Linked DNA regions of Homo sapiens: region 2 is linked to region 1. A link is a contact called in ENCODE Hi-C or POLR2A ChIA-PET data. All regions are on one chromosome and are shown on one strand. The core of a region is the stretch at or near the end of the contact, and the rest is flanking DNA. Distances in the headings are between cores, read along the strand shown.

Region 1 (2,555 bases), core at 18-2,517:
AAATAAACGAAAGCAATAGGCCAAGTGATATACTTCCAAATTTTCTGGATAATTAAAGACCGACGCCTTGACTTCATAAAGAAGTACTGTACTCAATTTTCTAGAAAATGCTTAGAATTGCTTCAAGAATAAAAGTGAGCTAGATGTTAGGAGGTCGGATTCCTAGTCGTGAGTATAGTCCTATCTACCTATTTGACTACTGATAATTTATTTGACCTTTTTATCTATTCACACATCTAGTAATATCATATTCTGCTGTAATTTCTCTCCATCTATGCGTCTCCTCAGTCCTCCACCCCTTATGTAGGCAACGTCTCTAAGGCAAGATCCATACCTCCAGCATCTTTGCATCTCCACCGCCCAGCTCGCCATAAGTTCCCAACAAATAATGAATTGGTATCGCTTTACCTATAAGGGATTTATCCTAATCTAGTTCTAGTAATTTGTAAAATTCCAGGGCAGAAATTCAGCAAAAGAGCGAGATCTTCTTTCATTAAATTCTGAATACTGTCAACTTATGGGATCGATCCTTAAATCCACAATCTACGACTCATTTGTCCGTATGCAGAAATGCCGGTTTCCTTTGTGTCCCGTGGACCTTTTGTCTACTAGAAAAGGCAGATATTGCCTCATTTTGATAAAATGTCCATTCTACGGTTTAAAAGGTTAGCTTTTCTCTTAAGTCTCTTAGGTTTGATTCATCAAATCATCCAGTGAACAGCAGGCGCTCCAATGTTCACCTCTGCTGTGTAGGAACCAAACCCGACCTTCCCGGCCCCGCCTCCGACTGTCTCTAACTACGCGGTATCTCACCTCGTGGTCGCCGCAAGCCTCGGGCTCCGGGTGTACAGCGAACCCAAAGAGGACCTGCTCGTAGCAACCAGCGACCAGCTCCATTCAGCAGCGCACGTGCCTCTTCCGCCAGCCCGGCTCAGCCTGGAGGTGACAGAACCGGAAACCAAAAAAAAAAAAAAAAAAACACCTGACTCCTTTCTGCATCGGCGCTCGAATTATACGTCAGGCTCCAGGGCTGCCTTTAAGTCGCCTGTAACGTGGAAACACTTTAAGCGCGGGGAGGTCACATGGATTTTCCAAGAAGAGAATAAGTAAAGATGCCACATGAGGAGGTTCTCACTGCAAGGAGAAAAAAATCGGGGGCAAGCAGGCATATCTCAGGAAGGTGCCAGCTACGCCCGTCTGAAGGGAGCGGGCGGGACATCCTCTGCGAAGCCCTTCATTTCCGTGACATCAGGAGGAGGTGGGGCCGACTTCCGGCCGGTTGCTTAGGGGCTGTAGCGCCGGCAGCGTGCATTGTTGTGGGCTGTGTACTAGTAGGGTAGGAGTTTTTGTTCAGGGACCAGCGGAACGAGGCTTTCTGTCGTTAATAGGGTAAGGAGGGGTGGGATTAGGGTTCGCGGTGACTTGTTCCAGCGGCGCAGCGCTCGCGCTGCCTTGACGGACTCGGAGTGCTAGATGTGTCCGCGTTCCCGTCTGCCCGGGCCAGAACCCCAGCCCTGCACACTTTCTCTGTCTGCTTGTCTAACTCTGGGGCTGTATTGGCCAAGGTTGCGGCACCTCCTGGGGAGGGAGCAGTGAGCCTTCATTTTTTTTTTTTTTTTTTTGAGACGGAGTTTCGCTCTTTTTGCCCAGGCTGGAGTCCGGTGGCGCGATTTCGGCTCACCGCAACCTCTGCCTCCCGGGTTCAAGCAATTCTCCTGCCTCAGCCTCCCGAGTAGCTGGGATTACAGGCATACGCCACCACGCCTGGCTAATTTTGTATTTTTTAGTAGAGACAGGGTTTCTCCATGTTGGCTAGGCTGGTTTTGAACTCCCGACCGCAGGTGATCCGCTTGCCTCGACCTCCCAAAGTTGCTGGGATTGCAGGCGTGAGCCACAGCGCCCGGCCAGAGCCTTCATTTGAGAGTTGGGAAAACAAAGTGAGCCTGAGCAACATATTTTGATGCCGTCTCTACAAAAATGTTATAAATTAGCCCAGCATGGCGACGCCCGCCTGTGGCCTCAGCAACTCGGAAGGCTGAGGTGGGAGGATTGCTTGAGCCCAGGAGGTCGAGGCTGCAGTGAGCCGAGATCGCTCCACTGCATTCCAGTCTGGGGGACGAGCCAGGCCCCCTTTCAAAGAAAAAAAAAGTTTTATTTAATAAGGTTTAGAGATTCAGGTATGTCTTAGACATTACAGCTTTCCTACAAGCTCCCAACAGAGTAAATCTTGGTTCGTATAGTTCTCATAAACACCGTAGTAGGTCATTTGGTAAACAAGATGCATAGTCCATCCTTCTCAAATCTTCAGCCTCCATTTCAAGTGCGATACAGTGCTTCAGCGCTTAGACCCTTTTGTTTCCAATAACTTTTCTTCTCTGGTGTTCTGAATTGTTAGTACGTGTTAATAGAGGCTAGTTTGGGTCTTGCAGAAATGATTTCATTTGGGATGCTTTGGTTGTCACTGCAGTGCAGAAAAGACCTTGTTATTGTTAGAAATAGATAATTGGTGACACGAAGAAAAGTCAGCATGGAGACAAAAGATCTCTCAGCAAGGC
Region 2 (2,555 bases), core at 29-2,528, 2.9 Mb before region 1:
CTTCAGTTATATGGATTCAAATAAATGTACCAGTATATAATTCAAAGATGGGTGTATATAAGCAAGTAATATAAAAAGATCCATTACTTACTTAGTCTGTGAAGCTGTGGTTAACTTCTCCAAAATAGTGTCTGGAAGGAGTTTTCTTTTCTTTTGGAATGAAAACGTTTAAAATTAATAGAAAGTCATGTACATAGTATGTCCGGAGTTGCTTCTGAAGTTACCGCTTTTAAGAATGCCCTACATCTAGGCAAAGAAATGAATTAGGCTGGAAACTGCCCCCATACCTCTAAGCTATGGGAAGACCGGGTCCACAAAACTCCACATTCTCTGAAAGACTTGATGAAAACTAGAAAGGGTGCCCACGGTATTCTAACCCTCAGGTCACTGTTATAAATTGAAAGCAGTTAAGTAATGTCTGCCTGGAGCCAGCTCTCTGTGTCGAGTATCAGACAGCAAAGCAACCATACACTAAGTCTGTACAGCCCTTACAGTTTACAAATCACCTCATTTAATTCTCACAGCAACCTCTTATTTTCAGTTGGTGGACACTAAAGGAGACGAACTTTTTTTTTTTGAGACAGGGTCTCGCTCTGTCGCCCAGGCTGGAGCGCAGTGGTGTGATCTCGGCTCCAGGCAGCCTCGACATCCCGGGCTCCGCCCACCTCGTCCAACTAAAGTACTGCCGCGCCCGGCCCGAGCATCTTTCCACCACTGTCAGAGGCAATCTTGGTGACTGTTTCCCCACTCCAATATCCTGCCAACCCAAATTACATCCACCATAGGAATTCTCCCTGAGCCGAGTTGTTTTAATAAGACACCTCCTCCCTAGCCTCTAACCTTCTGTTCGATGAACAGCTCCTCGCGTCGCTTCCTCTTCTCCTTCAGGAGCGTTTTATCCCTGGGAGGAAGGGTGATAAGTCAGCAAAGGGAAGGACAAGCGGGACGAGAAAGGGCGGTTCTCCCCGCCGGGCAGCGGGCTCCGAACCTGCGCACGGTCTCCCGCACTCGCCGCTCCTCTTCTCTCGCTTCCGCCTGGGCGCTGGCGAAAGTCAGCTCCTCCGGGGCCTCATCGTCAAACTCATCGTCCCCTTCCTCGTCTTCCTCCAGGGGCTCGGCGGCCGCGCCGCTGCTGGGCTGCCCGAGCAACAGCCCGTGCTCCGCCTCCTCCTCCTCCGAGGCCAGCTGGCCCTCGTCCACCATCGCCTCCGCCGACGCCGGGGCGCGAGACGCTCGCGGTCGGAGCTGCACCATGGCCCACGCAGCGCTAGACCGTCTGACCTCTGACCCGGAAGCAGCTACAAGCGGAGCGCAAGCCTACTTTCATCGCCCCCTGCAGGTTCGGAGGTCCTCAGGACGGGTGGGGCGCATGCGCGAAGGGAGGAAGGGCGTGGCCTGTAGGCAGTGGGCGTGTTTCTTTCCACGTGGCCAGCGCAGGCCGCCTTGGAGCCGGATGGACCCCACGGAAAATGCTCTGCCGGCGAAAGCGGCTGGCAATGGGGTTGATTTCAAGGCAGGGAAGAGCCATCGCGCTGCCCTCCTCGGCTGGGATGGCGAGACAGGGCTGGCACGGCTCACGCTGTCCGGTGCTCAGAAAACCGGTAATCGCGGGCCCGAGGCGCTGCTCGCCGCCGTTTTTTGGCCCTGGGTTCCGTCGAGTGGATCCAGCTTGTCAGTCTTTGTGTAGATTTGGCTGCGTTCGCTCCGCACTTCGGAGGAGGTGGCGTTTCATGGGAAGAAATGCGCTCTAGCAGATGGCCGCCGTGGCCAGTCAGCCCTGCTGCCACCGACGAAGACGCGGGCGACAGACCTGGACTCTAAAGAAATCTGCACAGACGTGCCCGGCGCCCTCGGCCTTCCCAGCTCCGCGGCCGCAGCGACGCCGGTTAGGATGTCGGCCCTGTGGGAGGGGCGCCCTTCCTGGTGCCGGGCCCTAACCCACGACCTGGAACAGCAGCTGGCCCGTGGCAAATGCTGAGCATATCTCCTGAAAGAATGGCTTCGCCGGTCCCTAGAGAATGCACCCGAGTTTTGTGGTATATACACATACGTACTTTTTTTCCAAGTATATTTTATTTCTTGGCAAACATGGCCCTTTGTGATCGCTGTGTTTCTCTCCTCCCATCCATTATACAACACTAAGTGATTCATCATTCTTTGAACAAATCAAACTGTTTCACACCTGCCATGCATTTGTACCGACCGTGCTCTTCCCTCTACTGCCGCAGCCCCCCAGGTAGAAGTCCTTTTTATACTTCAAAAATTCCCACCCAGGCAAATTTCAAGCACCTTACCCCTACCCCATCCCACTCTGCCCATCTCTAATTGCGCTGGTCTGAACCCGCACAAATGTCTGTGTAGTTTCTGCACTTCATAACAGCTTATATGACAGTTGCTCCAGCCATTCTGTGAACCCCTGAGGGGAAGGGCCAGGTCTTGCTAGTCATTTTATTTCTAATGTCTATCATCTGGTAGATGTTTAATAAATGCTAAGTTGAATAATTCTATCTTACACATATATTGTATTTTTAATTCTCTTTTCATGTCTTCTGTTT

Evidence for each region. Hi-C counts contacts between places; a loop is a spot of excess contacts on that map. ChIA-PET counts read pairs that join two places held with the same protein, here RNA polymerase II (POLR2A). Pooled maps may share reads with other maps.
Region 2: a loop to region 1 is called in a pooled map, with 16 times the contacts of the local background. The contact joins the promoter of NOL7 here to the promoter of C6orf52 in region 1. A Hi-C loop is called at or near these places in 5 of 50 pooled maps. POLR2A ChIA-PET finds 5 or more read pairs at or near these places in 2 of 52 experiments (HepG2 and T-cell).

The regions. Positions count from the first base shown.
Region 1 is chr6:10,693,328-10,695,882 of GRCh38, reverse strand. It overlaps C6orf52 (chromosome 6 open reading frame 52), which reads left to right and starts at 1,267. Exons shown (of 5, transcript NM_001145020.3): 1 at 1,267-1,389. It overlaps PAK1IP1 (PAK1 interacting protein 1), which reads right to left and starts at 911. Exons shown (of 10, transcript NM_017906.3): 1 at 814-911. The coding sequence starts at 897. RefSeq lists enhancers at 884-1,263, 693-1,295, 1,304-1,353.
Region 2 is chr6:13,614,058-13,616,612 of GRCh38, reverse strand. It overlaps NOL7 (nucleolar protein 7), which reads right to left and starts at 1,278. Exons shown (of 8, transcript NM_016167.5): 1 at 989-1,278; 2 at 841-901; 3 at 92-150. The coding sequence starts at 1,254. SIRT5 (sirtuin 5) reads right to left here. Exons shown (of 10, transcript NM_012241.5): 10 at 1,455-2,555. It overlaps LOC124901263 (a long non-coding RNA gene), which reads left to right and starts at 1,411. Exons shown (of 2, transcript XR_007059461.1): 1 at 1,411-2,555. RefSeq lists an enhancer at 1,896-2,065.